Linked DNA regions of Mus musculus: regions 2 and 3 are each linked to region 1. Evidence: chromatin loops called from intact Hi-C (ENCODE). Cell type or tissue: heart. All regions are shown on one strand. Links, peaks and the distances in the headings refer to the core of each region. The heading gives the core; the rest is flanking DNA.

What was found. A loop is a pair of places that touch in the nucleus more often than their neighbours do. Peaks named below come from ENCODE experiments on the same cell type or tissue, not always from the same donor. Only the 100,000 strongest peaks of a DNase experiment are listed, where the experiment ranks them.
Region 2: it touches region 1 in a loop (10-fold over the local background); 5 of 42 quality-filtered maps call a loop at or near these places.
Region 3: it touches region 1 in a loop (3-fold over the local background); 2 of 42 quality-filtered maps call a loop at or near these places.

Annotation. Positions count from the first base shown.
Region 1 is chr4:105,272,621-105,283,538 of GRCm38, reverse strand. No RefSeq gene overlaps it. Among named protein-coding and RNA genes, the nearest start is that of Gm40217, 41 kb to the left of the region's middle. In heart, for the core only: no CTCF peak of the experiment used is centred there; DNase peaks (open chromatin) are centred at 3,508 and 4,748; H3K27ac peaks cover 882 bases.
Region 2 is chr4:105,359,768-105,370,685 of GRCm38, reverse strand. No RefSeq gene overlaps it. Among named protein-coding and RNA genes, the nearest start is that of Gm40217, 46 kb to the right of the region's middle. In heart, for the core only: no CTCF peak of the experiment used is centred there; DNase peaks (open chromatin) are centred at 5,505 and 5,995; H3K27ac peaks cover 666 bases.
Region 3 is chr4:106,179,761-106,190,678 of GRCm38, reverse strand. No RefSeq gene overlaps it. Among named protein-coding and RNA genes, the nearest start is that of Gm12724, 52 kb to the left of the region's middle. In heart, for the core only: no CTCF peak of the experiment used is centred there; DNase peaks (open chromatin) are centred at 3,828 and 4,768.

The sequences.
Region 1 (10,918 bases), core at 2,585-7,584:
GAAATGTTGTTCAACAGTAATCTAGCAGCATCATACTGTGGGAAGAATATGGATTTAAAATCTTAAGAGATTGGCTACAAAGCACACCTTCACTTCTTCCCAGCTCTGTGGCCTCATGGATTCTCTGAAAAGTTCACTTTGTCATCTGCAAAATAGGGGTAAAAGTACTCCCCCCCCACCATGAAATGGGGCAAAGGCCAATGCTGATAGTCTCTTTCAATACCCTCTGTAAATAGACTGAACCAGATACAATAGCCACGCCCACCCACCTGGGCTTGTGGAACCCCAGTCGGCCAGCTGTACTCTGCTTTTTCCAGGTTTTTGAAGCTGCCTCGTTCCACGGAGACAGTCTGAGAGCCCTTCATCCTTATGGCTCTGTCAGTACTGCTGGAGGCCTCCATCAAGATGCAAGCCTATCTGTTTTCCCCTTTGCAAATCAGGCAAGGCAACTTCTTTTCTCCTAGGACCTGTAAGCCTGCCCAGAGTTCTCCCCAGAACTCCTCACTCAGACATAGGGAAAGTGCCACCTCTGTCTTCAGGCTTATTCCCTTCACCAATTTCCAGGTCCCCAGAAGCCAGTTCCTGCTTCCATTTCTTCCCAATTAAGTTCCCTGGGGAGGGGAGGAGCTTCACACCCTAGTGCAACCCAGCAGGCCTTAGGGAGAATTCTGACCAGATCAAGGGAGCAGAAACTAGTATTTGCAGCCTGTCTCCCACTCTGCAGCTCCTAATGGGCAGGGCTTACAAATGTCATTATGAGCGCCACTTTCCTGGGGCCCCTCCCTGACTCCTTTAAAGATTCGGTGAAGTCTTGTCTCTTGCAATCTGCATTTCTTCTTTCAATACTCCCCCCCCCCCACCCCGCCCCCAATCTTGAGCACCACACTTGTCTGGTGCTCCAGCACTCAGCACTGAGTTGCATTCCCAGCCCCACGGAGGTACTTAGTGTTTTTCTTCCCTGGTAAATCTCACGGGGAGGAGCGGTTGCAATCAAGTATGTAATTCTGTAATAGGCCCTCAGCACCCTTTCACACATTGCCTGACACAGAGAAAGCACTTGCTAGGTGAATGTTGTATGAATGGGTGAATGAGTGCATGAACTAATGAATGCATGAAATAATCCATCTCAAGACTTTCGATGTGGAAAAGATGACCACTTTCTGGATTGCCTTGCACAAGGCTCTGAAGCATAAAATGCATTTACCAAGGCAACCCAATAAGTGGTCCAGCTAAGATCTGAACCCAGGTTATCGCTGAGCCTCACTGTCTTTGATTTATTTTAGGTTCAGGCTGGGAACACTGTTGACAAAGGCAAATAAAGAAGTGGAATGTGTCTGCCCGTAACTCCTTCCCCACCCCCAACATAGCCTGCTCTGTGCTGAGTACGAGGGTTCCGAGAGCTTTGTGCAACCCACGCAAGGCAGCAGGATGGAGACAGGGGCTGCCCTTGTCCTTCTGCTGAGTCCCACTGGCTCCTCCACGGAGCCCCTCCCTGCCTGTCCCCTCTAGAGCAATACTTGGATAAAAGTCTCAGAACAAAGCCTACATTTTCCCATCCGAGTAGAGAAGCCGCTGCTGGAGAAACAATGGCCTTGCCTTGGATCAAAGGAGCTGGGCCCAGGCTGTGGACAAAAGCTTAGCTTGAGAGGAATGACAACCTGTCCTGCCTCTCCTTTCACAGAGGTCTAGGGAGAGTCTGCAGGCCTCATTGGGGGCCTACTCCACCTTCTAAGTGCACCTCCCAGCCCCTGGCTCCTTTCCCTTGCTGCAGAGCACTCCAAGAACCAGCTGAATGGCCAATGTCCCTGGGCCTCCTTTTGTATTCTAGGTTGCTGCTCCTCCCCCACTTTCTCCTGTAAGACCTCTCTTCAGGCTTCAGCATTTCAGTCTCAAAGTTACCTCCCGTCTACTTTTAACTGGGTTGCATCACAGCCCACTGTGTCCATGCATGGAACTGTCTCCTCCCTCTGATTATAGCACTAATCACACCAAAATGCCACTACTGGGTCAACCGCCTTCCATTCGCCTGGACTGCGACCACACAGAGACCAGGATACTCACGATCTGATAAGCTCATTGCCTAGGTCAAGATGCTGAATGAAGAGAGCAACCGATGGCAGGGAGGAGGAGGAGGAGGGCTTCGGAGGCTGGACATGCACTTGGGTATCACTTCCTCTGTACAAACTCAAACTGCCTGCTCTCTCCATCTCTTTTGCTTGAATTTACTCCACTCATACTTTTTAAATGCAGCTTCCAGGTACTGGGGATGTACTGGCAGTCAAAACCACGGGATGAGTTTAGCTGGGCAGGGATGGGCAGGGATGGGCAGGGATGGGCAGGCAGATCTTAACCAACTGTATGGTTTAAAGTTGTGGTACACACTGTAAGGTAAAAGCAAGAGACAGTGCAGTCAGAGGGCTCATCCCTGTATTGAGAGATGGGCCAAACCTTAAGACTGAGTGAGCTCCTCCTACAGAGGATCCAGAGGTTGGGCAGCTGTCAACCATGTGCCACCCCAGAAACCAGTCACCTTTGGCCTCCGCAGGCATCTACACACACATGTGCACACACTTAACTAATTAAAATTAATTAATTAAAGCTTTTTTAAAAATTAAAAAGACTATATATCAATATTTATACCCAATATGAGCTGAGAGCTCACCAAGTACAGAGCAGGGTTTGGGGCTAGGAATGCAGCAGCTAACCCACCCTGTAATGGAAGAAGTCGATCCAGGATGAGAACAACTTCCAGAGGAAGTGGTGACTGAGCCACCATCTAAGGACTGAGTCACCTTTAAGCGGGGATAGGGACAGAGTGTAGGAAGGCTGAAAGTAGATAAGTGTTGGTGGCATTGAATGGTATCAGATTGCCTGTAAGCAGGCAGGGAAGTTCCCGGAGATATCACCTGGAACCTGAGAGCAGAGTCACCAGGATGGTACAGGATGTGTAACCTAGCATTCAAAGCCTGGGAGAGACCTTTGCCGGCCGTCAAACCTTTCCTTGAGGTAAGTGGAAATAAACAGGTTTGTTTGCCCTGCTTTCAGCCCCACAGTGTCCTGTTAGATAAAAACAAAACAAAACAAAACAAAACAAAACAAAACAAAACAAAACAAAACAAAACAAAACCCTTCTCAAAGCTGGGCAGTGGTGGTGCACACCTTTAATTCCAACACTCAGGAGGCAGAGGCCTGTCTGGTCTATAGAGTGAGTCTCAGGACAGCCAGGGCTACCCAGAAAAATCCTGCCTCAAAACAAAACAAAACAAAACAAAACAAAACAAAACAAAACAAAACACCTTTTTCTAGCTGGAAGATAGGCCTCCGATATTGGAGGGCAGAGTATGGCAAGATTCTCTCTCTGAGGGCCAGGCTTTGTCTGCAGTTCTCTATGAAGGGACTGACCTCTGCCACCGCAAAAACAAGGCACGTCATGTTCATTCAGCGAGCATTTGCAGTTTGCCCAGCAACATTCACTTAAATGCTCTTACTTCTCAGAGCAAAGTTCAAGTCCCAGGTTTCCCAGCCAAGGAGAACTGGCTTCTAATCAAGTCTCATTAACTGTTACCCCTGGGCCAAGCTATGTCACCACTCCTGGCAGCTGCTTTCTCTTTGTCACTTGAAGCCAGTTCCTTGCCATCAAGGCAACAGGTAGAACAGTGTATTCTAAGGTTGCCATAGCCAGGTGCCACAGCCTAGTGACTTAAATCACAGAAACACACGCTCTCACAGCCCCTGGGGCTGGAAGTCTGTGGTCAAGACAGAACACACACTTATTGATTTTGTTGTTGTTGTTGTTTGGTTTTGGTTTTGGTTTATTTTGTTTTTGAGACAGCTCTGGATGGCTTAGACCAGACTGTCCTTTAATGTACAGAGGTCTTCCTGCCTCTTCTTCTTGAGCTGGAACTAACAACATAAGCCAGTTGCCCTTTCTTACAAGACACCAGTCATACTGAATAAGGGACAAATATGGAAACCCTGGAGATGAGACCCTCAGCACAAGGCTTTAGAGCAGTGATTTTCAACTTTCCTAGTGCTGTGACCCTTTAATACAGTTCCTCATGTTGTGGTGACCCCTCAACCAATGCCACTTAGCAACTGTAACTTTGCTAATGTTATAAATTGCAATGTAACTATCTGATATGTAGGATATCTGATATTCAACCCTTCTGAAAGGGTCAGTCGATCCCCAAGTCGGTTGTCACCCCCAGGTTGAGAGCCGCTAATTTAGGCAAAACATCATCCGGCCCTAGCAGATGAAATAGCATATCCAAGTTTCTTCAGAGCCTGGCACTTGGCACACGCTGAGCAGATCCACGGACCATGCCTTTGGCAGGAGTCCATGGGGAGGTTTGGGACTCAACAGTCACTGGTTCTTGCCCTCGGCTTTAGATTCCTTGGTTTTAAGCCTGCCTTGCTGCCTCAATGATCTTGGCCAGATCTTAAGTGTTCTCCAAGATAACAAAAAGCTCGTTGCACACCGTAAATCCTGTGTCTTTTTGTTCTCACCGAGTCCTACCTTGAGTTGCTCACTCTGACATGCTGGGAACAACCTGAGAAGGGAGCAGAGAACATGACGTTCTCAGAACGGGCTCACCAGGGCCTTAGCTTTCTGCCATTGCTGCTGAGGGGAAAGCAGGGCAACTCTAGAACACTCTCCTCCCCACCCTCTCCTACTGTCCCTCAGAAAGGGTACCAACAGCTGTCTGAGAGGAAGTCCGTGGCACTGCTATCAGAGACCTAACTTTGGAAACTGTACCCATGAGGTTCATTTGTCCCCAGATCACCCACTGGTATTTTAGGCCACAAGCATTCCTCTGGCCACCTGCCCTGTTCTGGTATGCTGGGAACAGCTAACTTCCCTCAACTAGTGAAGTTTTTTTTTCCTTGAGGTCACTTTCTCATTGTCCTACTTCCCGGGTGACATGTTAAACGGGGTGTTGGGTACTTTGGTTTGTTTGAGGTATTTTTTGTTTGTTTGCGGTTTGTTGTTGTTTTGGTTTGGCTTTGGCTTTGTTTTTAAGATCATATCAGCACATCCAATTGGTAGCTTGAGCCCAGGCAATTCCTAGGGACCAGCTTTACTATACTGTTCAAGCTTTTTTCTTCGAACCCAGTCAAATCCCGATTGGCTTACAGACAATTCTGCTAGGCTCCTCCCAACAACGGCCTAGCAACAGTTTACAGCATCACCAACACCGTTGCTGGCCAATTGAGAGTCAGGTGCAGCAATTGCCTGCCGGTCAAGTGCGAGCCAGGAATGGCAGCATAGAAAGAGAATGAAGATGGCTGCTCCATACCCCGACCTCTCTTTCTCTCTAACTTCCCCCATACCCTCTGTGTTCCCATGCATTCCCACAAAGTCTCTCGCTCTCCCTCCCCCTTCCCCTCTCTCTCTTTCTCTCTCCCTCCTTCTGTGCCCCACCTTTCTTTGCCCTCCCTCCTCTGCCTCTACCCCTTTCCACCCCTGTTCCTTTCCCTTCATCCATGATAAACTTCCTTATGTCAGGTCTGTCGTGTGGCGTGATTTCTCAGAGGGACACCTTGGCTTGGGCGCACCAAGTACTCCCGTACTCCCTCTGCTGCTGCCACAGCTTTCTATTCCAAACAGTAACTGGAAGAGATGAGTGCTGGATCCTGAGATGGCACTTTGACACCCCACACCCCCAAATAATGCTTAAAGACAGAGATAAAGGATTTTAAAGAGCATTAATTGCTCTCTAGGCCAATGAGGGGTTCCTTGCGCCCCTTTATGAGTGCCATATTTTGGCATTAATTTTCAAAACAACTTCTGCTCGTTATGGAATTGGGAAATGGAAAGACAAACTGTGTGTGCATTCAGACTGATGCACAGGCCATCTCCTGTCTGTTAAGATCGTTGCTACTGGTGCTCGCTTGCTTTCCTCCAGTCTTCCTTCTTGGGAATCTGGGAGCATGCTAGAGTTAAAGTTTTATATCTTTATTGTCTGCATAGCATTCTGTTAAACTGATGTGCCTCCATTAACTTAGCCATCCTGCCACTGTTAACTAAGCCATCCTCCTGTCACAGAAGGCTGGCTGCTGCATCTGTTTTCTCTTTTGCTGTTGATATCTTTTGTGTTTGCCTTATTTAAATTTATGTGCACTGTCTGACCTGAGTCCTCAGCAAAGCTATTTCTGACACCCAGCTACTTTACCCACCTTTTAAAACCTCATCCTTAGTGTCAGACGCTATCGTCTTAAAACAATGTGAGTAAAGTAGTCACCTTCAGTGAGAAGCGAGGACCGGCATGAGCCACCGCCATAAAGAGCTGAAGTACAGCCTGCTTGGCTTTGCCTGTTTGTCTGCAGCATTAGCGGTTGGACCTAGAGTCTTGTGTGTGCTAAGCCAGTGCTCTACCACTGAGCTACGTCTCCAAGCCCTCTTCTTGATTCTTTTATTTTTGAGATGGAACCTTGCTAGTTTGTCCAGTTTTGACCCCAAACCTGTGATTTTTTTTTTTCTGCCACATCTCCCAGAGCAGGCTGATATTACAGGCACGAACCCACTTCTTTAGGCTCTAAGGCCCTTGCTCTTCCTATCCATCTGTGCTCTGAGTTAGGAGGCAGGTGACAGGAGCCAGCACCATTTTCCAGCTGGGAACTCACCCACTCGACAAAGTTAGAAATGTTGTACCTTTCAAAACAAAACGTAGAGAGCACAAATGCCTCCCAGCATTGCCAACAAATGTGTGGAATGAAAATAAACAGACGTGCCGTGCACCGTCAGGGGGTGAGAATCGTAACATCTACACACAAACTAGAGCGGATTCCCACTCAACATAAAGAGCACCTGTTAAGCGCTTGGTAGGCACAGGAGGTCCAACGAACCACAGACTTGAGTTAGATCCTTGCCCTATTGCTTACTGGCTGTGTGACCTTGGGGAAATCATGTGTGCCCACAGGAATTCATTCCCTACAAATTCAAAGTATTCCAAGCTGATCTGAAGATCAGAGCCCGTGACTACTTAGCATATGAATGAGTCAGTTAGCAAGTGTGCTCACAGAATGACCTTCGTGGGTTTTTTGTTTGTTTGTTTGTTTGGGTGTTTGTTTTAGTGCTAGATTACAACAGTCTGACCCTGGCTGCACAGAATGAACCAAGCTGGGAGGCTCACGTGCCCAATAAGTGGAGGAGGCAGATTGAGAACAAACAAAGATCCGAGATGCCTTTGAGGAAAGGGGGAAGGCAGAGTTAGAGCTGCAGACGACTTTGTGGGCCAGTGCTTATCTTCAGAGCAGTTATCAGCAAAGCTGCTTTGAACCGCCATCTGCTTTATCCACCTTGATTCTTTAATTTGGACTCTCATTCAGCTCCTTGGCGAGATGACTCTCCTGGGAGCACGTGTACAAAATAAACGGTGCTTCTGATAAAATGGCTGTCATCAGCCTCTGCTGCCCTTAACAGGGGTCCCTGGGGTGTATGGTGTTTGAGAAAAGAGGCAGCCCGGATGGCAGAGCACTCCTGGAGCTCTCAGGGCTTAGGATACCATCTGTGGAATTAGCTTCCCTTCCCTAGGAATGTCCACAGTATTTACAGAGTAGGCTGCCTTGTCTCCAGGATGGTTTGTGAGCCAGGAGGGCCCTTCCCTGGCCCCCTCACCTCCAGCTATGGGACAGTCACGGGTTTCAGACAGTTGGCCATTGCGGTTGGAATGTTAGGAGTGCAGCTTGACACATCCTCCATCAACTTCCTTGAAAAGAAAGATCCCAGAAAAGCAGCCCGCCCTCCTCCTTTGACCTCATCAGCCCAGCATCTTAGGGACTTATCTCTTCATTGATCTCAACTCTGACTAGTGCCCTTCACTTGAATGCCAGTTACAACAGGCACACATTCCTAGTCTTCACTGAGCAGACTCCATTCTGCAAGAAAGAAAGGACAGAATTGCTTTCAGGAGGAGGGGTGGCTTGAAGCAGCTTCACCTCGTAAATTCTGACTTGGGGATGTCTCAGCCAACTTTCCTTTTCCTCCGCTGAACATTTCTGACTTGAGTTTCCTGAAAGTAGAACCAGGCAAATAATAGCTCTGAAGCTAGATAGCCCAGATCTGGCATTTATTATATACCTTAAAGGCCATGATATGTCAAACCCTTGTCCCATGCCCATGCCCAAGTGAACACGCTGCTAAAGTTAGCTGTCTGCATAACCACATGACCGTAGGCAAGTTCCTTTTGCCTTTCTGGAGCCATTTCCTCATCTGGGAGAGGAGACAGATATAAACAGTGCACGGGAAGAAAGCAAAATGTCTTTCCACTCACAGTGAGCCAGGCTCAGGCCTTTCACTCTATAAAACATGTGTCCTTAGTGTGTTATTTAATTGTTGCCCAGTTCAGAGCTAAAATATATATATATATATATATATATATATATATATATATATATATATATATATATATTCAAATAAAAATATCCATCTTCCAAAGATGCAGGGTGAAATAGAGATAACACCCAGAGAATACCTAGCATGAAAAGCAGTGTGACCTTCACTGACAGTGTGACTGCCTTCGTAAGTTTCCATGCCAGCCATATATGTCATTATCAAGAGACATCACCTTCTTCCCAGGAAGATAATCACTAGCCAACTCCGTCCCTGCCTGAGGCAGGCGTTGTGGATATGACAGATGAGCTTCTCTAGTGAGATCAGAATCCGATTCCAGCTCCAGGAGCATCACTCCACGCTCTTCAAACGCCGCCGTCCATCCGCCCAAGCACGTCTGCTCCCCACCATGGATCAGGGTTTGACATTCCTCTCAAGTGGAGTTCATAGATAGACTCCCTGCTCTGGGTTTCTACCCCTCCCCACCTCTCTGCTTTCTCTGTGTCACATTATTACTCTTGCTGCCCAAAGTGCTTAACAAGTTTCTAATCTCCAAAGCATATCATGAGGTCTTCTAGAATTCTCCACAGTTCATCCTGATAAGCATGGCAAACTAGGAACCGGGGCCTCCAGACTGGGTCTCATACACTCTCATTCAAGCCTGCTCCATGCTGTCTGCCTCCCGAGTACAGAGAACTCCAAGAAAAAGGGAGTTGAGGGCTAGTGGGATGGCTTAGTGGGTAAAGATGTTTGCCACCAAGAGTGACACCCTAAGTTTGATCCTCAGGACCCACATGGTGGGAGCAGAGAAAAGTGTTATGTTGTGACCTCCATGCGTGCAACATGGCGCGTGTGCAGGCACATACACACAAACACACCATACACACAAAATAAATTAGGTAGGTCACAATAATTCATTTTAGTCCTCAAGCACTACAGGACAGAGCATGAGGCTGGGCACATCCACTTGTCATTTCCGTTCCTTCCTACAGCAAGCTCCCTGAAGGGGAGGCTCCTATCTTCTATGCTTTGTAGGAGAGAGACAGAGCCATGATCAAGCAGCTCAGGCCGTCTCTGGGCTGCCTTTCTGCTTGTTCACTGGGGATGCTGAGCAGGCGCCGCCAGAAGTTTGAGGAACCCTCCTATTGTGAGCTTCAAGGTCTTCCTGTATCACCGAAACTACGGTAGTGCATTCTACTACAAGTGGCCTCTTCATGTTTTCTTACAGGAAAGCCCCCAGAGACCAGCATGGTGCCTTGGAAATAGCCCAGATTTGATAAAAATTTGCAAAGATTTTTGGAGCTGGGGACTATCACATCACAGTAGAATCCCATTGGTTCTGGGTGGGACATGGCTTGATTGGTAACCTAATAGCTCCTAGATGGGAGGGTTAGTCTGCCATGTGGAATGTTGGGAAGCTGGGTGCCCTCATATGAGGTAGGGACTCAAGGTCTCCAGGTCACTGGGGTATGCTCTCAGAAGAGATTGCAGGACCCCCCTCTCTCTCTGGCTTCTTTTGCAGTGTGAGCTCCTGGTCCCACATGACTATGCCGTCATTTGTCACTGCTCCCTCACTGGGGGAAAAACAAGATTCCCTTCTACTAAAGTACGGTCCAGATGAACATTTTTTTTCCCTCTCTGATGTTCATTAGCCACAAGTATTTCACTGCGGTGATAAAATAAATGAGTGAATCCGTCACAGTGTGGTCATGGACTGGACACTTCCACCCAGCCTTCTTATTTCCCAAATGCATTTGTTTCTCAACTCACGTATTAACACAGGTTAAGGGGACGGGGGACGGGGGGGGGGGGGGGGAAGACTGCCAAAATTGTCATGATGGTAAATATCATATCTTCTTAGCTCATCACCATCTCTTCTGCATTCTCTGAGGGAATAAAAGAATGACTAAGGCCACATTGCCTGGCAACAGTGCACACATGTGACTCCCAGTCAGAAAGAACAGCTGAGAAACATTAGCTTGGTACACATGGATGAACTCAGGACCTGCTGGCCAGGATTTATCAAGTCAAGTAGCAACAAGCCTAAGATAAGATTGGGTACATTCTGGAGAGGAGACAAAGGTCTGAGTTCAAGTCCCACCTCTATCCCAACTCACACTGTCTGGCCTCACAGGAAGCAATCTTCTTCTGGAGACTCACACAAGCCAATGAGATAATTTATCTGGTCAGAGAAGGAAGGAAGCCCTGATAGGCGGTGGGTTAGGAGCAACGCTGTCGTTTACTATTGTGTCTACCACCTGCTCTCTGGATGCTGGATGCTTCTTTGGTCTAGCCTGGTCCACCTAAGTATAAAACATGGCTTCCTCAAACTCACTTGAGAGACCAATCATAACAGGTCTGTTCAATGCACATTTTCCAGCTTCCCCGTTGCCCTAGTTCCATTTCTGATGCTATGATAAAAGAGCCTGACCAAAATAATACTCGGAGAATGAAAGATTTATTCAGCTTACAACTCCATCATTGAGGGAAGTCAAGGCAAAAACATCAAGACTATCCTGTTGGCCATTCCACATAGCCAAGGAAGTAGAGTGTCCTAGTTTGCTTTTATTGCTGTGTTAAACACCA
Region 2 (10,918 bases), core at 3,359-8,358, 86 kb before region 1:
TCACTAACATGCTGAGGTTCCACTGAGGACAGTCTTCTAGACTTCTCACTGTGTCCTCACACTGTGTAAGGAAACTGGACTATCTCTTTGGTCTTTTCTTTCTCCATTAAGAGTAGCGTCCTGGGATCTTCTTTATTTTATTCTAAATAGCCACTTCAGTTGCCTCTGCTTAAGGCTTATGCAGTGACCTTTACAAACCTTTAAATAGCTGTGCTTTACATTTCAAATTGTTGTAACAGCATATAGTTATAATTTGCATTTTTTTACCTAGTCTGGCAATGTCTGCCTTTAATTGTACAATTTAGACCATTTACATTTAATGCTATTATAGCTAAGTTTAAATCTACCACCTCATTGTTTCTCTTGCTTTTGTTTTATTTTATGCCATATTTCATCTGTCTTTCTTTCTTTCTATTTTTTTTACTTTGCTAAGGAAAGTGACATTTTCCAAAGGATGTGTGTACATTAATGATAAGTGCTTTTTATAATTTTTCTCTTCTCAGGAAGATTTTAATTATCAGCATTATTCATATTTCAATTTGTCCTAAGACTCAAAGATTCTAAGTTCTGAATCCTCAGGTGACTAAAATTCTAAGATATCACTTCCCTATCTTGACCTTCCTACCTTCTTTTCTTGTATTATTTTTGAGATTACACTATAATTATATCATTTGCTCCTTCCTGCTTCTCCCTTCAGACAATCCATATACCCCTCCTTCCTCTCTTTCAAACTGATGGGCACCTTTTTAATTTCGTATACATTTTTAATTAAAATAAAGTCACACTTTCTCCTCCCCTTTCCTTTCCCTCCTCCAATCCCTCCCAAGTCCCTGTCCTCCACCTTCTTCTATGTCTCCTCCTCATCTCTAATTAATATCCTCAAACTGATGGGAAAGAGGCTTTCAGGTTAGATTCAGCACAAATAATCCAAGCAGCCTATGTCTTGAGTTTCACTCTTCGCCCTCTGAGGGGCAACCAAGGGCAACAGGCTTATTCTCTATTGTTTTCAGATTCACTTGGGCTCCCCCCAGCAACTATTCTAAAGTATATTTCTCATACCTAGTACTGGTTTTTTTGTTTTTGTTTTTTAAGTATATGGTTCTTGTGGGGAGCAGTGCTGTCCCTAATGGTTTAACTTTCACACACACACACACACACACACACACACATATGTGTATATATATATATAGTCTATATAGCAACAAAGCCTCTCAAGGGAGTTCATCAAGCAAAAATGAAAACAAGATGATCAGCTAGTAACATATGTCTAGACAAATAAATGAAAATGTCAAATAGTGTGGATATATATCAAAGTAACTTTTACTCATTTCAAAATATCTTTAACAGAAAATTGATTATTTCAAGTAAAAAATAGAAACAATTATGGTGAATTTATAATAATATAAAGAACTAGGGATAAGAGAAGGAATTAAAAGGCTAATGTGATCTTATACTCTATATGAAGTAGGACAATGCTTTATATAGACTATCTTAAAGATGTGTAGTGGAAACCACAATTGATCCACCAAAATAAAAAGGGGGTTAGCTAAGAATCCAAAGGTAAAAATAAAATATAATAGTGAAGAAATATTTAAAGAAAGCCACAAAGGAGGAAAAGACAAACAAAGAAAAATGTTTAAATTGAAACAATATATACCTCAGATGTTTTTCCCTCTAGCGACTAAGCCAATGTGCCAGCTGATTACCAAGGCTTTTCTAGTAGCTGAAATTGACTATTGCCCGAATCTTCTGTGAGCCAGGAATTGACCTGACTACAAAACCCAATTGTTCTTTGCCTAGTCATGTACAGTTTTACCCTATGCATGCATAATGTTTTAACTTGGTCATGGTGTAATCTATGCACATTACAGGTGAAGAAGATCTTTTATTTAATTCTTTCTGTAGCTCTGATCTGAACCCCCAGGCTCAGTGGTCCTGGATCCTTTTGGGCCCTCCCTTACTGAACCTGCAGTACATAAACTGTCCTCAGGTCAAATGCTAAAGCAACTTAGGGACTCACCTTGTTTACAGTTCATATTTTGTGGGTTCTGGTTTTTTTTAAGACACTGCCTTGTGTTGGAAAGTGGCTCTTCATGTCACTTGTTCTGGGTGCTGTTTGTTTATGAGAGGTTCGGTTACTTCCTTATTACTTCAGCCAGGATGAAAGTGAGCGTTTCTGCTTTGCTCTCTTGCTCACCTAGTCCCCTGTCTGGATGTTCTCACACAAATGAAGTCTCCAATGCTAGAGCCTCCTTCCAAGTTTCTTCCTTACCCAAGTCTCCCAGGTCTAGTCAGTAGCTCAGACTTCGGCCTGAGGTTGTTTTTCCCCTTTAAAGAACATTCTACATCCCATGGGGTTTGTTTTGCTGCTACTGTTTGTTGCCTGCTTGATTGACTGATTTAATATGAAGTAGTTTCGTTTGGTTCTTTTGTCTTATTTTGCAGGGGTGGGTGATTTGCTGCTATTTTGTTTTGTTGAGACAAGGTTTCGCTCTGTAGCCCTGGCTGGGAACTCATTAAATAGCTAAAGTTGGCCTGGAACCCTCACAGCCATCCTCCTACCTCAGTCTTCCCAGTGCTGGGGTTACAGGTGTAAACCATCGGCTCCAAATTACACCATCTGTTTTTACTTTTCTGGTTCTAATTCATCATTTTCTCTAATACAATTAAATGTCATTAACCCTGCTTTGATGTCACTGTTGACTCCAAGGATAGAAAATACCCATTTCTATATGCTTAGAGCCATAGAAAAATTTCTGCACCACCTATCTGTTTAACTGTTATCTGCCTGTGTGTCTGTGTATCTATCTATATATTTATGTAATTATCTGCCATTTATCTATTTTTAATTCATTTTACTTAATTTTTTAAAGATTTATTTATTTTATGTCTATGAGTACACTGTAGCTGTCTTCAAACACACCAGAAGAGGACATTGGATCCCATTACAGAGGGTTGTGAGCCACCATGTGGTTGCTGGGAATTGAACTCAGGACCTCTGGAAGAGCAGTCAGTGCTCTTAACCACTGAGCCATCTCTCCAGCCCTACTTACTTGTTTTTAAGGCAGGATCTCATGTTGCCTCATGAGCTATCCTCATACTCACTATGTAATTGAGGATGACAGTCAACTCCTGAACCTCCTGGTTCTGCCTACTTTCAAGAGTTCTAAGGGCTGACCCCAGGGCTTCATGCACACTAGGCTAGCTATTGGAACTGTATTCTCAGCCTCATTTTATGGCTTTGCAACATTGATATTGCCAAGTCTTTCTTTCTTCATGAAAACGTCCTTGTTTGAAGAAGAGAGCACTCATGTGCATGCCCAGTTAGGAGCATGGATTTTCCACGATAGCTTTTGTTCTAATCGAAATTATCACTCGTGTAAATGGAAGACCTGGACGATTATGTGGCTTTTTGAGTCTTATTTTTCTCACCAATTAGAAGAACCCAATGTAGTATGTCCCTCAAAATATTGTGGATAGGTTAAATGACACACATTCCTAAGACTCATCGTTAAGGGCTGGCACGTGGAAGTCTGTTCATAAATGCTCGCCAAGTAGTTAACTTTCTGCTAATTCTAAGACTTTTATTTTTCTTGGCTGTCTTGGCCATTAAGTAACTTCACTTTTAATTCCTTGTCTTCTAACTGTATAATCTTTTAGGCTGTATTATTTCCTATGTCCGGGCCTTATTTTAATTTTTAGATTATTACCAAAAAAAAGTAAGTAAGCAGAGAGGCTAGAGGCAGTAAATTTCTTGTGATGCAAGCTTTAGACTCTAAATTTATTCCTAGAACCCTCATGAAAAGTCAGGCATAGTCTCGGGTACTTAATGATACCAACATCAGGGAGATGAAGACAAGTGAATCCTAGGGTTTTCTGGCCAGCCACGCCAGACTAATCAGCAAATCTCTGGCCAGTGAAAGACCCTGTCTCAAAAACACAAGATGGTGCACACCTGAGAAGCAACACTAGAGGCTGACCTCCAACCTCTACACACACATAGTCACACACACACATGCTCATCTCTGCACACATACACAAAACCTAAGTCTTAAAACGTATTGATTGTTGCTGTTCCAGGTTATGAAAGTTACATTTAAAAGATAACAAAAGAAAAAGGGAAAGGAATAAGTTCGGCGTTGTCTTTTCCCTTCTGCCCTTAGTTGAAATGCCCCACTCCAGACTCTGAAACTCCATGAACACCACTGGGATCCCAGCCCTTCCCCACCTCCCCGAAAACAACCACTACTCTTATTTCTATTTCTGTGTTTATCTTCTCCTTACTGGGTTGGGTTTTTTTTTTTTTCTGTTTTTTGTTTTGTTTTGTTTTGTTTTGTTTCACCACATGTGTTTAGTTTTGCAAGCCTATGAACTTTATATTAAAAGAATCATACTGGATGTTCTCCTATACAACTTTCTTTTTCCACTTAACATTCTGTTCTTGATGCTCGTTCTTGTTGCTGCACAAAGCCCTGCTTCGTTAATTTTTTGTTGTTGTGGTGGTGGCGCTATTCACTGTGTGACTCTTCCACAACTAATTCAGCCCCTGTAGTTTTGATGACTATTTCAGGGGTTTCCAGGGGGTTGCTAGTGTAGTCGTGCTGCTCTGAGTGTCCTCTATATGTCTTCTCTGACTTTTTCTCAGGGCCAAAGGATTTACCCATCTTTACCAGGTAAGTGAAAATTATTTCTCAAAATAATTGCGTCAGTTCCTACTTCATGCTCCTTGCATAAACGGTCCCCTTTAATTTCCTTCCCTACACTTCATTTCCTGATTTACTTTTTACTCCACCCACTTTCCTTTGGCTTGAGCTGTCCACTATGAGTTGATGACCACGGAATGTTCAAACTCGGGTCCATACCTTCTTCCCAAGCTCCAGATCCATGTATTCAATGCCTTACTTAATAATTCTTCTTGGTTGTCTTCTGGAAGCATAAGTAACATGCTATTACCTGAGCATACCTTTTTCAGTGAGCTGTGCCATCTTTATCCCATTGTCAAACAACATGGCAAAAACAGAGGGACTCTCTGATATTTCTTCCTTTCCCCTCTGTCCTCCCTTTGATTGATCCCGAAACTTCATTGTTTCTACTGCCCTAACACCTCAAAGTATCTGTTCCCTTTCTTCCATGTGCTTCTGATATTTCTAATTCTCTGTGCTCAGAGCTCACAGCACAGCTCCATGTTCTCATTCCTAGTCATGATGCTCGCCACACAAAGTAATGAGCAAGGGAAGGAACGTCTGTCAAGGGTGTAGCTCAGCACCCAGTAGAATCAAGGCTTCTAAGTGCTTGCTTAAGACACTGTATTTGTTTCAGGATGAGAACCAGCTGTCCTACTGCGATGTAACTCCACAGCAGCCTGAGCTGAGCCCTGGCAAGTCCTGGCTCTCCTTGGCACCCCACCGCTGGTTTAATGTTTAAGCCATACACATTGCTTGGTTAATCACGTGGAGACAGGTCTGGCCTATCAGGCTGGATTGCCTGGGTGACCTAAGCCTATTCTTCCAGACAGGATGACTGGTGCTGCTACATTGATGGTGGCTCTCCCAACCTTGATCTTGAGTGAGAACACAGAACGGCTCTCTGCTCCCACAGTCAAGATGAAGCATAAACACAAAGTGATTCTCTGCTCTCTCAAGCCTTTGGAATTACAACTAGAGCACTGGGGGGTACCATTCTTGCAAATACATCTGTCTTTCCATGTTCATGGCTATTGGACACAGGCAAGCAGAAAAGACCAGAGAACTTTCCAGTTCCCTTGGAGTTCATTGCTATGGAATCTGATTTTTTTTCCTTCTTTGCAACTTCCTGAATAAACTCTTATGTTGGCATAAAAATAATGGCATTTGAATACCCGACTTCAGGGCACACTGAGTTCTTTCCAGCTGGCATTAGTCGAGGTTTTTGCACTTTCTCCTAGAACACAGGCATTCTCTATCAGTACAAAGGTCAGCTGTTATCTTCTCTCCAAAGCCATCAAACCTCAAAATAGCACTGGCTGTGAGAAGGCTAATGTCTTCCTGGCACAGCCCAGTGTCAGCTTTCAAGGGCACCATTTCACAACCAACTGCCAGGGCGACATAAGTGAGACTTGTCTAATACTCAAAGATCCTACAGAAGTCTGAAGGGACCAGTCGAGCTGCTGCCATGCCATGACACTGACTGGGTGAACGAACGGAAATTAACTCTGGTTGAACACCTTCTAGCGCCAAGCATTTCATGTAGACTGTCTTGTTTAATCTTCAGAACCACCTTCTGTGTGAGATATTATTAGGCTAGCTGACAAATCATTCCAAGAAAATAAATTCAGCTTGAGTAAGTGGCTGACCAAGGTCAGAAGAGAGATTCTGGCTTAAGCCCAGAGCTTAGAACTTTCTGTAAGGTACACTTTGACTTTATCTTATGTCATTTAACTTAGTTTAAAAGGAAAAAAAGTCAAATGGAAACAACTGAGTTTTCTGAATCTAGACTCAACTATCTAACAAATACTATATCCCACTTACTCAGTGTGAAGAGCAGAAAGAGGAAATAGAATAAATAAGGTCAATAAATAACTGTTCTCAAATGGGCTTATTGTATGCAGTGGTGGGCAGTGGTAGGCAGTGGTAGGCAGTGGTAGGCAGTGGTAGGCAGTGGTGGGCAGTGGTAGGCAGTGGTAGGCAGTGGTAGGCAGTGGTAGGCAGTGGTAAGCAGTGGTAGGCAGTGGTAGGCAGTTGTGGGGCAGTGTGATGCAAGCTAAAATGGGCAGCTTAACGAAAATGTAGTGGGATTAATGCATCCATTCACTATTTCCCAGTCACTGAGAGCTGGGGATTTGGAGCCACAGAAACAGACATTGGCTTCCATGAGCTCACAGTACAGCTGTAAGAGAAACAAGGGATGTTTACCAAGCAAGGGCCTCCGGCAGAACATGTCAGTCCTCCTCATGGGTCTACAAAGACTGAACACCTGGGTGGTTCTGGAGATGAGTTCTGAAACAACATGTGACAAACAGAGGAAGAGCTTTTCCAGCCTGATGTGTAAAGGCCCAAAGGGCAGAGATGTGAATTCTGGCCTGAGGTGGGGACCAGGCAGCTGGTCTAAAAGGATGAGTAACAACAGCCCAGGTGACAGGCAGGAAGGCAGCACCAGAGGAGACAGCACAGAAGACAGCAAGGCACCAGAGTTCCTTGGAATAATCAGACAAGCAGGCTTGGCCAAGGGAATGACTGGAAAGTAAAGGTCAGGGTGCATCATGGAAGTACCAGTTTTGCAAGGCAGATTGGGCTCTTTCATATAAGCAATAGATAGCTTATATCTTCTGTCACTCTGTCTCTGTCTCTCCGTCACACACGCAGACACACACAGAGGGGGTAAGGAGAGGAAGAGAGGAGGAAGGGAGTTTAGAGATGGAAAGTCCTCAGTGTTAGCTATTGTTGTTTTAAATGACTGTAGCTTGGATGCTGTGACAAACACCACAGTCTGCGTGGCTTATAAACAATGAGAATGCATTTCTCATTGGAGGCTGGAAGTCTGGGATGGAGGTGCTAGAGCAGTAGGAGTCTGCTGAGGGCGTTCTTACTCATTTATAAAGAATCCCTTCCTTCACTGCGTCACCACAGAGTGAGTAAGAGAGGGGACAGGCAAGTTCCCATCTGTCCTCATGAGAGCACCAACTATACACACGATCCTAATAACCTCTCAAGGGCTCTGCTTTCCAATACCAAGCCTGTGGAGGCTAGGGATCTAATGAGGACTTTGAGGAGATACAGGTATTCAGTCTATATGAACTGATTTCACTAAAAAGGCATACATAAGAAATGACATGGCCACATTTGCCATTTAGAAAGCTCACCAATGCAGGCATATGGGATGCTGCTAATGAATCCTTAAGGACAGTAACTGACAGCTACCACTGACAGTAGCTATCATGTTAGGTCAGGGCCCCTAGTCTGCTCTGCCTGGTGTCTCTCACATTTAACTCACCTTCTGGGAATAGCCCCCTCTAATGAGTTGGTTTCTGACATCATATTCAGAGTTTCTGGAGGCTGGTGGTTGTATTGATCTCTGTCCTCAGCTCAGAGAAACGTACACTGTAAGAATATATAGTTCCATGTTGTGCATGCCACAATGGGCTGACCTGCAAAGCACAGCAGGGACACTTCCTCTTGGCACAATTAGTAGTTGAAAGTCCTACCCTTGCAGCCTTACCCGATTCCACGCTTATGACATCGTATACTTCAAGAGTTCCTACTGAGACCAGGGATGGTAAGGATGGAGACCATATACCCCTTGCTTCCCAGAACCATCCACATCCCAGCTTCCAGTTTCTTGGCCCTTGCCTTAAAACTGAGGACAAATGAAATTTGCAGGTCCATCTAGGAAATTACCTCAACACCCAGGTCATTTCCTCGGCGCCATTTACATTTCTAATGTATGGAGAAGCTGAGTTACATTTTCTCCCCATGTGCCCTGGGCTGCTGGTAAATCATTCTCACCCACATAAATGAATGGCAGGTGATGTCACAGCCCAATACGAGCTCCTGATGCCCCAGCTCCCCCTTCATGCTTAATGACTGGCCGGAGTTTCTTTGACTACGGCTCTTTCTTCCATGCTGACAGGTCAGCGCTTTGTAGCTCATGTCTGCCACTTGAGACTAGGCCCATTGATTTTTCAATCTCGTGGTGTTGGACTGCACATCAGACTGACACATTCCAGGTCAATCCCTTATTTGTCCAATGATTCAAGCACATTTTCCAGAGCTATTACCTGTGCTAGGGTGGGCCCAGAGTGTGAAAGGCACATGTTGTATTCTGGAGAGGGGCAGGGCATCACACTGGCTCCAAGATAAAAGGATAATGACTAAGATCTGCTTCCTTCATATCAGTAAAGGATATCATCCAAGGATGAGAGCTGATGCCTATAATCCAGCACTCAGAGACTGAGAAAGGAGGGTTGCAAGTTCAAAGCCAACCTTGGCTATATAGCAAAACTATGTCTCAATAAAATATACAGACCATCTATATGCATATGTTATACATATCTACATACACCTCATCTCTGTGTGCATCCTATATATATCTTATACATGCATGTGAGTGTTTACTACAGTTGCTTACTACAAGCTGGGTGTTGTTGGCTTTAAGTATTTTCACAAGTTAATTCATTCAGTTCTCACAACATAGTCATAAAAGGCAAACTTCTGCAGTTAGCCTCCTTTTACAGATGAGTAAATTGAATTGCAGACAGTTAAGCAATGTGCTCATGTTCTAATAAACTGCAGTGTAAAGATCTGAATCAGGCAGAATATTCTCCAGTTACTAACTGTAATGCTACAACTGCAAATATGCTCACAGTAAAATCCTTCCCAGAAGGGAAGCTTCATAGAAGCCTTGGGGTGTAAGCAGATAGACTTTGTCTTCTTGCTTTTTGAGATTCTATGGTCCAAGCCTAAGACCTTAGACATATTAGGAAACTGTTCGACCACTAAAGTGTATCTCCAAACTGAGCAGAAACACTCGAATTAATCCTTTGAGTCAGGGTTCTGTAGACTACTCACACACACAAAGAAAGACAAATAATGTGGTTTGGTTGGAGTAAAGATGCATTTGTCTTCTGCTGGAAGAAGAGACACACTCTACAGGGAGTGTGAAATCCAGTTGATAGATGGCACAGATGCACAGATACTGCCTGGTGGAAATGGCATTATTTGCTCCCCATTCCTTCACTGTGACCAGGTTCAGTGCTCTGGCTGGTCCACTCACCTTGGTGGTAAGGGACATGGGCTCTGGGATCCCAGGGTGATGACTTGCTTCAACTAATGATGCTGGAACCTGAACATCATCCCCTCCACGGGAAGTCACCTTTAGTACCCATGGCCCAACATAAAGGCTCTAAGTCTCCTATCCTCATTGTCTACTGTTAGAAAACAAAGTAACCCTAAGAGTTGGCTGGAAGACTCTAAAGCCAAGGTGTCCTGAGGTAGCATACAAAGACCCCTTTACCCACACATCTGGAGTTGACAATATATGTGGATGAAACTTCAATCAGCCTGCTGATTGCAACACCTACATGAAGCCATCCCATGTGGCTGCCTGTGCTTCCTCACAATATGGTGGCCAGCTTCCAAGAATCACCATCCCAGGAGAACCAGATGGAAGCCCGCTGCCTTTGATGGCCTCGTCTCTGAAGTCAAGTAGAACGATTTATAGTCTAGTCAGAGTCAAGAGAAGGAAACCAGACCATCTCAACTGGGATTGGAGATGGCAAGGCTGCATAGGAGACACTACTGTGGCTAACTGTCTCACGGAGCTTTATGTTCAGCATTCAGAAGACTTGCCACAGAAACCAGCCATCTTGCTAGAGAGCTTGGGGGGGGGGGTATGTTAGCTCAGAGAACAGGAATGATCTTAGCCCCACCACATTTTTTAAAATCATTTCCCTACAGAATCTATTTCCTATGAGATTTCTAAGCTGGGGGTGGGGGAAATTATTCCCTGAGCCTACTCTTTTAAAAATATTTTTTAATATTTCATACAATATATTGTGATCATATTCTTTCCCCTCCCCAACTCTTCCCAGATCCTCACACACACAGCCAACATCAAGTTGTTCTCTCTCTTAAAAAAATAAACACACACAGACACATATGCATGTATATAATGCACACATGTATTTTGTGTTGACACATCTAAGCATGAGGCCTGCCCTGGAGTGTGGTGGAGATTTACAGTGTTTTTCCATTGAAGAAAACTGATTTTTTTCCCTCCCTCAGAAGTTATCAGTTGCAAATAGCTTTTTGGTTACTGGTAGGTCTTGGTGCTCACTTCCCCTTCTCCATACTAGGATTTTGTCTGGCTTGTACTTGCACAGGTCTTATCCATGCTGTCACAGTGTCTGTGAGGTTATACGTGTGTCAACCCTATTGTGTCCGGA
Region 3 (10,918 bases), core at 1,966-6,965, 910 kb before region 1:
ACGTACAGTCATTCAGAATTCATCCGAGTCCTCAAACTTTCAACACTCTTTGACACAGGGTATAGATTATGCTGAGGTTTTCATTGTCCTAAATCAGCTACAAAAGTTGATCTGTGATCAAAGAGTGAGATGTGTTTGTCTAGAAGCCAGGTTTTCCAATTTCGAGTCCAGTGCCCTGTCCAGCACATAATTTTTGTCAAGGAATGTCATATTTTTTTAACTGATTAACATGATAGCTGTAACGAGGTCAAACTTGCTTTGTGCTTGGCAATGTTAACTTTGCTTTTCACTTATTAACTCATTTAATCCTTAGAACAACCCCTTCGGGGCACGTATTAGCATCATTCTTATTTTATAAACAGATGTATTCATGAGGGACTAGATTGATAATATTAAATATTCACTTACATATTTTCCAGCTTTTGTAAAGGTTTATTTTTCACTTTTAACCCTGGACTCATTGCCATTCCATCCAGTTCTTCCTGTCCCAAGATGTTATCACGTGGTGGTTTGATAAAGCATCAGCTATCAGTTAAGAGGCTTTTTTGGCTCGTTATAAGACTCGGATCAGAGTGGCGTAGGAAGCAGGCTGCTTCGGTATTTCAACAAACAGACAACTGTTACCTACCCTGCTTCTGCCTTTCTTCTCCTCTTTCCTCGCCATGCTGGCTCTTGTCTGCAGCCTCATGATTTGAATAGAGGGACCTCAGCTTTAGGCTTAGGTTGCTATTTTCAAAAGCAGGAATCCAAGGGGTGACCAGAGATGCCCAAGCTCCATGTCTGCCTCTTTTCTGAGCATGAGTAGTTTCCCCAGAGCCCCTGCAGTATAGATCACAGACTTAAAGAAGGTCATATGGAAACAAGGAAGTGTGGGGAAACATGAACCTTGTATTTTCACCCCCCCCCCAGCTGTCACCATGAAGTGGGAACAAGAATGAATAGCTATTGGGCGCTCACCCAACAGCTTCTACCATACACGGTAAATTGTTAGTGGGTGATTTTCTTTTAATGTGGTCTTCTGTGGGTAATCTGGACTGCCATTTATTTAATTCTTCTAATAGCTCAGAATGACTGTTGGATTAGATGGGAGAAGGTAATGAGGAAAACATGGTTGCTTTGAATACAGAGAGGCCATAGTTTTGTGATTTGAAAGCATAGGGTGCACCAGGGCTCTTCTCACCATCTATAATGTTATCCTTTCTAAGATATTTGCAAGCAAGTGTGAGTACCATGTCTTGCCCTTTCCTTCATCCTATATCGATTTAGCTGTAGGGAGGATAAAAGGTCACCATGAAGTAGCTTCAGAACTCAGACTGAAAGGAATGAAATGAGTCTCATTTTGAGCAGTGAGAACAACCATTGTTCTCATTAGACACTGTCCTTTTCCTGGGGTCAAAGGAGGAAGGGCAGGTGTGTAACGTGGGTCCAGGAGAGGTGTCTGGGGACATCCTAGGATCAGCTTTTCCTTCCTGGGAAGGTTCTCCGTGCACTGTTGGTGTCTCTGGGGATCCTTTATGGAAGTGCTGCTTTCTCTGTGGGCTCATTCTCAAAACCTGTAATTCAGATGTCTGCTTTGAGGAGTTAAATGTTTTCTTTCCTGCCCTCCTTTTAAAAACCAGCAGACAGGACTTCAAGGTGAGCTGTGTTGCTTGCTGAATCTAGAGCCAGTTTGATGGTAGGCTGTGTGTCACACTATACAAATGAACTGCAACTCCTATTTTCAAAACAGATGTCAGGAAGACCTCACAAAGACAGTCAGACTTGGAAACTTGAGGGTGACATCTTAGAGAGGGCACAGAGACCTCTCTACCAGGTACAACTTGCACAATTCCTGTTGCCCACAAATGTCTACTAACTCCATAAAGGGAACCCGTAGCTTTATTATATTTTTAATTTTTATTTTTAATGATGGTTCTTCAACCATCTCTGTTTTAACCTCCTGTTAGCCCACCACCCACCAGAGGTAGTGGGAAAGCCACCCCAAGCCAGGACTCACCAAAGAAGCCTGCGTACTTTTGCTTTTGAGAACCTTTCTCACTCTAATAGTATCAATATAAAACTCATTGTTGGTATAACATTAAATCCTTCGAGTTATTTCCCTATTCTAGGTAATACTGAGTAGATCTCCATAGCCCCTAAAATGAAAATATTTTCTGATGTGAGAAAAAAATTAAAACATTTTCTTTTACTCTAATATTCAGGGAGTTGTTTTGTTGGAATCCTCCTTCTGTCTTTGAAAGAAATTCATACATTTCTTAGTGCAGGATTCTTGTGGGCCATAGGAGCTGTAAGGAGCAGAGTAGAGAAGTCTGTGTCCCTTCTAAGACACCAGTCTGCTCTCCAAGTCTGACCTTTGTGATGTCTTCCTCCTGTCTGCCTTAACAAGAGCAGTAGGTGCTCATTTGTATTTTTCTCCTCAACCACGTCCCTCTAATCGAATGTCCTCAACATCAAATGCCATGGTCACCATTGGGTAGATTCAATATTCTTCCAAGTCTAGAGTACAGCCATAGATGGTGTGGATGTCTATAGATTCCCTTAGTAATTCCAAGGTGGTTGCAACCTGGGGTAGAAGGCTAGAGAAGAGGCAGGAACAACTCCCAGAGAGCCGTATGGGCCCGATTAAAGAAACTGGGCATCATGGCATGGTATGCATCCTAGGATCACTTTCAGTTTTAGACAGGTAGACATTGTAGCTCTTCAGAGTTAAGCAAATCCCTTTAAAATCTTCATCTGTAGACCCTAGATGGGTTTGTCTGAGTCTGGTATCAGAGACGATGGTGTAGTCAGGACAGACATGTGAGGAGAGAAAGACAGTAGGCCAGGAGCTCTGAATGAACAGCCCCCAGTGAGGACTGATTAGACATGGGGGTGGGGGTGGGGGTGGGGGTGGGGGTGGAGGAGCTGCCAAGGATCCCTTAGCCAAAAGTCTGAGGGTTTGATTGGCATCCTTATAACCCGCATGACAGTCACAACTCCCTACAAGTGACACTGACTTCCAAACACAAAGACCTGGTAAGGCCACACTGAACACCGATCCCTTTGTTAGTTCTATATTGTCTATATTGCAGGGCCCAGGAGGCATGCCAATGCTGCACCCAGTTTTACGCAATTTTTTTAGGAAAATGATTTTTCTATGACAGTGTCAATAAAAATAGCAACAACCACCTCCCCTCCCCAGTGTCAGTGGCTTAAAGTAACCAGCTTCTTTCTCTTAATCTTTTCACCTAACAGTTCAGTGTGGGTGTTCCTGGTGGGCGGGTAGCTTTCTGCCACATGGAGAGTCTGGGACTAAATCTCCTACTGTCTTGTGTATCTGTCACCTGTGGGGTTTGGGGTCTTTAGTATTTAGAGAAAAGATAGGAAAACCATAGATGATACACAGCTTTCCTGTGTCATCTGTTAATGACAACTGTCACTTGTACTTAAATTCCACAGTGAACACTAGCTCTACAGACCCACTGAGACCTAACAGGACCAGAGGACACAACTTCTAGTGGGTCAGCTGCTGTCTGTGACAGTTCTAGGTTCTATAAGGACAAGCATGGCTACCCAGTCTACCTTCCTCTGCGTCTAACAACCAGTATGTAACAGCTACACCCCGGGCACCCCTTTGAGATCCACAGTAGCCAAGTCACACTCCGGAATATGATAAACGAGGAAGAAAACATGAAGAAACACTTTGCTCACATTAGGTTGAACCATAAGGAATTGCTGTCTTGTGGAAAGACCTGCCAAATGTTGCCAATTTCTTGTGATTCAGCCCAATAATTCATCAGGGAAGTGCTTCCAAAAATGGTTTTCTTAGAACTCTGGCTCATAGCTGGGAGAATGCCTCATGCGCCTGGCTCTTTGGGGATCGTCAGAGATGTTTTAGTCATTATGCGATTTGAAAACTCCTCTATTCCAGAAAAATCCTGTGTTGTTTCATTCCTTTAATCAGTGATTTCCTAAGCAACCACGGTTTAATCAGTAGTTTCCAGGATAAATTGTGCCTAGAACTTATTCCTCCCCCACAAAAATACCTCTTCAATTCTTAGTTATTCTTTATTCTTCTGCCCCTGGGAAGCTTTACACAGAATATCAAGGGACTCCATTAGTAATTCCTCTTCGGCACTAGATTTTCTTTTGTAGAAGTTCATGTCAGGGATTTTGGGGAACATGACAAACATTTGCTGAACAAATGGCTTTGAAATAGTTCCTTTTCTCAGAACCTGAGACTCTTCATCTGCAAAATGAAGTTGGTGAATTAAGAAGTCCCATGTAGAGCAGTTAGGGAGAGGCTGCATCTGCGCTAGCATCCTCCTCCCATCAGCATCTTGGAGACTGGTGAAGCAACCACTTGCCACGTAGAGGACACCTCATCCCGGAGGCCACATGTGGGATTGCTTTGGTTCTCACGTGCAAACATGTTTAAGCCCAGCTTCTTGAGAGCTCGAAAGGATATTTGAGTCTGACAGAATTATTTTTATCTGTTCAAGAAGAAAGGAAATAAAGAGCAGCATCCTTGTGTTGACATGAAATAGATGTCCCGGGATTCTGAACTGGAGGTGGGAGGCGGCCTCGCTGGGTGTATATGGGGTTGAGTAAACGACAGGCTGCGAGGACCACATGGAACCACTTCTCCATGGTCTAATCTGAGAAGCTGAACACAGTGAGCTTGGAATCAGGTTATGCCTTTGGTTGGAGGACTGTCTCACTGGGGCCAGCGTGGCCTTTGGCAGAGCCATGGTCACATCTGTCCTCTCCCTGGCCTGACCTCCCTCTGGCAGACTCAGCTCCAGGTCTGGCAGAACCCCCAGAACGGATCTTTCTCCTGGCCCCCAGCAAAGCTGCTTACTGACTTCCAAACATGTGTGGCTGGTTTGGCCATCTGGGCCAGAGGCGCTCTGTGAGGTGTGCCTCATGGGGAAGGTCCTTCCTTTCCTTATTGCACACATTTAAAAGTTCTAGCCAAGCCCTGCCCCCTCCCATCCTTGTGCCAGACCCCTGCATCTAAGGCTCTTTGCAACAGGAGCAAAAGCAGCAGGGTACTTCTTTGAGGCTAGATACTGCTACGGACCTGGTACCTTGTATAGTGGGTGAGTGTGGCTTCCAAAGCCAGGAAGACCTGGATTGAATCCTGGCTTGGCTGTAGCCATTGAACCTTGGGTTGATAGTCTCAGGTGTCTGAAGGCCAGTTTCTTCTTCTGTATGTTGGGAGTGTTTATTGTTTAATTTGTTATACAACTACCACACATTCACCAAAGGAACTATTTTGACTGCCAGACATTAGAAACACAAACAGGAACTGCATGCAATTGGTACCTGCATCAAACAGACACTGTTTTCAAGAACACTATTTACAAGGCCCAGAGTAGATAATAAATATAGGGGCTATGGTGGTTTGAAAAAGTTTGGCCCTCACAGACTCATGTGTTTGAATGCTTGGCCCATAGGAAGGACACTATTTGGAGGTATGGCCTTTTTGGGGTAGGTGTGGTCCTGTTGGAGGAAGTGTGTCACAGTGAAGGTGGGATTTGATGTCTCCTATGCTCAAGCTATACCCAGTGTGCACCCAGTCTCCTCCTTGCTGCCTGTGGATCAAGATGTTGAATTTTCAGCTCCTTCTCCAGCACCATGTCTGCCTGCATGCTGCCATGTTCTCACCATGATGTGAATGAACTGAACCTCTGAAACTGTAAGTCAGCCTTAATTAAATGTTTTCCTTTGTAGAAGCTGCCATAGTCCTGATATCTCTTCACAGGAATGAAATTCTGAGTAAGACAGGGGTGTAGAAATAACTGGAGTTTTCAATCTCAATACATTGCTCAATTCCAGACCAGGGTATTAGCTCGCTGTGGGATGCTGAGAAAGGAGCTTGTGCTTTCTAGTCTTCTGTGAAATGGAGAGATTAAAAAAATATATAACATATATACATACATATATACATACATACACACACATATATGCAATCTCTGACATTCCATGATTATGTAAATTATCTAATTCAAAGATTAAAAAAATTACAAAATTACATTAGTAGAATTGATCATTTGAGTAGTCTAATTAAACTGAATTGGTACCATGGTACTTATAATTCTACCTGTACATTTTGTATTGAAGACACTGTGAGGGATCCTGTGTGTTTTCAGGAGAGAGATTCTGAGTATGACAACCAATAATTATGGTATTGTGATGGTTTGTATATTCTTTGGAGGTGTGACCTGGTTGGAATAAGTATGACCTGGTTGGAGTAGGTGTGTCACTGTGGGTGTGGGCTTAAGATCCTCACCCTAGTTGCCTAGAAGTCAGTCTTCTACTAGCAGCCTTTGGATGAAGATGTAGAACTCTCAGCTCTGCCTGAGCCATGTCTGTCTGGATACTGCCATGCTCTCACCTTGATGATAATGAATTGAACCTCTGGACCTGTAAGCCAACCCCAATTAAATGTTGTTTTTTTTTTAAGACTTGCCTTGGTCATGGTATCTGTTCACAGCAGTAAAACCCTAACTAAGACAGGCATCTAACCCCAGTTCTGCCATTTATTAGCTGTGTGGTGTTAAGCAGGAATTCCAGTTTTTCTAATTTCTTGAGTGTGAGAGTGTGACTGCTGCCAGGGGCTGCTGTGGGCTTCAGTGGAGAGAGTAGACAAGGCATGGGACACTCACCAAGGCTCACATTAGACACCTAGTAAATGCAGGAATTCTAGTGCACAAAAGCAGTTGGAGCTGGCCCATAATTGAGTGCAGTGATTGGAGGGTTACTATGAGGCCTCTCTTCCTCTTATTCCTTCTTCCTCTGTACCCAGCACACATTATTTTTAAAAATTCATATGTGTGAAAAAGGTAATGGGGCCACATGCCCCTGATTCACTCCCACCCAAGGCAGTAGGCATTGGGGGTTGGATACCTTCCTCCCCTCCATGGCCCACAAAGATAGAATGTTATAGGTTGAATCTAGAGTGTCCCACACAGACTTATGCTTTGGTTCCCAGTTGTGGTGCTGTTTTGAAGGTTTTGGAGCCTGTAGGAAGTAGGGACTGGTTAGGGAGAACACGTTGCTAGCGGTGACTCTTTATATCTGTTTCCAGTTCCGCTCTTGCTACCTGCTTCTTTTTTTTTTTTTTTTCATTTTTTATTAGGTATTTAGCTCATTTACATTTCCAATGCTATACCAAAAGTCCCCCATATCCACCCACCCCCACTCCCCTGCCCACCCACTCCCCCTTTTTGGCCCTGGTGTTCCCCTGTACTGGGGCATATAAAGTTTGCAAGTCCAATGGGACTCTCTTTCCAGTGATGGCCGACTAGGCCATCTTTTGATATATATGCAGCTAGAGTCAAGAGCTCCGGGGTATTGGTTAGTTCATAATGTTGTTCCACCTATAGGGTTGCAGATCCCTTTAGCTCCTTGGCTACTTTCTCTAGCTCCTCCATTGGGAGCCCTATGATCCATCCATTAGCTGACTGTGAGCATCCACTTCTGTGTTTGCTAGGCCCCGGCATAGTCTCACAAGAGACAGCTACATCTGGGTCCTTTCTATAAAATCTTGCTAGTGTATGCAATGGTGTCAGCGTTTGGATGCTGATTATGGGGTGGATCCCTGGATATGGCAGTCTCTACATGGTCCATCCTTTCATCTCAGCTCCAAACTTTGTCTCTGTAACTCCTTCCATGGGTGTTTTGTTCCCAAATCTAAGGAGGGGCATAGTGTCCACACTTCAGTCTTCATTCTTCTTGAGTTTCATGTGTTTAGCAAATTATATCTTATATCTTGGGTATCCTAGGTTTGGGGCTAATATCCACTTATCAGTGAGTACATATTGTGTGAGTTTCTTTGTGAATGTGTTACCTCACTCAGGATGATGCCCTCCAGGTCCATCCATTTGGCTAGGAATTTCATAAATTCATTCTTTTTAATAGCTGAGTAGTACTCCATTGTGTAGATGTACCACATTTTCTGTATCCATTCCTCTGTTGAGGGGCATCTAGGTTCTTTCCAGCTTCTGGCTATTATAAATAAGGCTGCTATGAACATAGTGGAGCATGTGTCCTTCTTACCAGTTGGGGCATCTTCTGGATATATGCCCAGGAGAGGTATTGCTGGATCCTCCGGTAGTACTATGTCCAATTTTCTGAGGAACCGCCAGACTGATTTCCAGAGTGGTTGTACAAGCCTGCACTCCCACCAACAATGGAGGAGTGTTTGTCTTTCTCCACATCCACGCCAGCATCTGCTGTCACCTGAATTTTTGATCTTAGCCATTCTGACTGGTGTGAGGTGGAATCTCAGGGTTGTTTTGATTTGCATTTCCCTGATGATTAAGGATGTTGAACATTTTTTCAGGTGTTTCTCTGCCATTCGGTATTCCTCAGGTGAGAATTCTTTGTTTAGTTCTGAGCCCCATTTTTTAATGGGGTTATTTGATTTTCTGAAGTCCACCTTCTTGAGTTCTTTATATATGTTGGATATTAGTCCCCTATCTGATTTAGGATAGGTAAAGATCCTTTCCCAATCTGTTGGTGGTCTTTTTGTCTTATTGACGGTGTCTTTTGCCTTGCAGAAACTTTGGAGTTTCATTAGGTCCCATTTGTCAATTCTCGATCTTACAGCACAAGCCATTGCTGTTCTGTTCAGGAATTTTTCCCCTGTGCCCATATCTTCAAGGCTTTTCCCCACTTTCTCCTCTATAAGTTTCAGTGTCTCTGGTTTTATGTGAAGTTCCTTGATCCACTTAGATTTGACCTTAGTACAAGGAGATAAGTATGGATCGATTCGCATTCTTCTACACGATAACAACCAGTTGTGCCAGCACCAATTGTTGAAAATGCTGTCTTTCTTCCACTGGATGGTTTTAGCTCCCTTGTCGAAGATCAAGTGACCATAGGTGTGTGGGTTCATTTCTGGGTCTTCAATTCTATTCCATTGGTCTACTTGTCTGTCTCTATACCAGTACCATGCAGTTTTTATCACAATTGCTCTGTAGTAAAGCTTTAGGTCTGGCATGGTGATTCCACCAGAAGTTCTTTTATCCTTGAGAAGACTTTTTGCTATCCTAGGTTTTTTGTTATTCCAGACAAATTTGCAAATTGCTCCTTCCAATTCGTTGAAGAATTGAGTTGGAATTTTGATGGGGATTGCATTGAATCTGTAGATTGCTTTTGGCAAGATAGCCATTTTTACAATGTTGATCCTGCCAATCCATGAGCATGGGAGATCTTTCCATCTTCTGAGATCTTCCTTAATTTCTTTCTTCAGAGATTTGAAGTTTTTATCATACAGATCTTTCACTTCCTTAGTTAGAGTCACGCCAAGATATTTTATATTATTTGTGACTATTGAGAAGGGTGTTGTTTCCCTAATTTCTTTCTCAGCCTGTTTATTCTTTGTATAGAGAAAGGCCATTGACTTGTTTGAGTTTATTTTATATCCAGCTACTTCACCGAAGCTGTTTATCAGGTTTAGGAGTTCTCTGGTAGAATTTTTAGGGTCACTTATATATACTATCATATCATCTGCAAAAAGTGATATTTTGACTTCCTCTTTTCCAATTTGTATCCCCTTGATCTCCTTTTGTTGTCGAATTGCTCTGGCTAATACTTCAAGTACTATGTTGAAAAGGTAGGGAGAAAGTGGGCAGCCTTGTTTAGTCCCTGATTTTAGTGGGATTGCTTCCAGCTTCTCTCCATTTACTTTGATGTTGGCTACTGGTTTGCTGTAGATTGCTTTTTTCATGTTTAGGTATGGGCCTTGAATTCCTGATCTTTCCAACACTTTTATCATGAATGGGTGTTGGATCTTGTCAAATGCTTTTTCTGCATCTAACGAGATGATCATGTGGTTTTTGTCTTTGAGTTTGTTTATATAATGGATTACATTGATGGATTTTCGTATATTAAACCATCCCTGCATCCCTGGAATAAAACCTACTTGGTCAGGATGGATGATTGCTTTAATGTGTTCTTGGATTCGGTTAGCGAGAATTTTATTGAGGATTTTTGCATCGATATTCATAAGAGAAATTGGTCTGAAGTTCTCTATCTTTGTTGGGTCTTTCTGTGGTTTAGGTATCAGAGTAATAGTGGCTTCATAAAATGAGTTGGGTAGAGTACCTTCTACTTCTATTTTGTGAAATAGTTTGTGCAGAACTGGAATTAGATCTTCTTTGAAGGTCTGATAGAACTCTGCACTAAACCCATCTGGTCCTGGGCTTTTTTTGGTTGGGAGACTATTAATAACTGCTTCTATTTCTTTAGGTGATATGGGACTGTTTAGATGGTCAACTTGATCCTGATTCAACTTAGGTACCTGGTATCTGTCCAGAAATTTGTCCATTTCGTCCAGGTTTTCCAGTTTTGTTGAGTATAGCCTTTTGTAGAAGGATCTGATGGTGATTTGGATTTCTTCAGGATCTGTTGTTATGTCTCCCTTTTCATTTCTGATTTTGTTAATTAGGATTTTGTCCCTGTGCCCTTTAGTGAGTCTAGCTAAGGGTTTATCTATCTTGTTGATTTTCTCAAAGAACCAACTCCTCGTTTGGTTAATTCTTTGAATAGTTCTTCTTGTTTCCACTTGGTTGATTTCACCCCTGAGTTTGATTATTTCCTGCCGTCTACTCCTCTTGGGTGAATTTGCTTCCTTTTTTTCTAGAGCTTTTAGATGTGTTGTCAAGCTGCTAGTATGTGCTGTCTCCCGTTTCTTCCTGGAGGCACTCAGAGCTATGAGTTTCCCTCTTAGAAATGCTTTCATTGTGTCCCATAGGTTTGGGTACGTTGTGGCTTCATTTTCATTAAACTCTAAAAAGTCTTTAATTTCTTTCTTTATTCCTTCCTTGACCAAGGTATCATTGAGAAGAGTGTTATTCAGTTTCCACGTGAATGTTGGCTTTCCATTATTTATGTTGTTATTGAAGATCAGTCTTAGGCCATGGTGGTC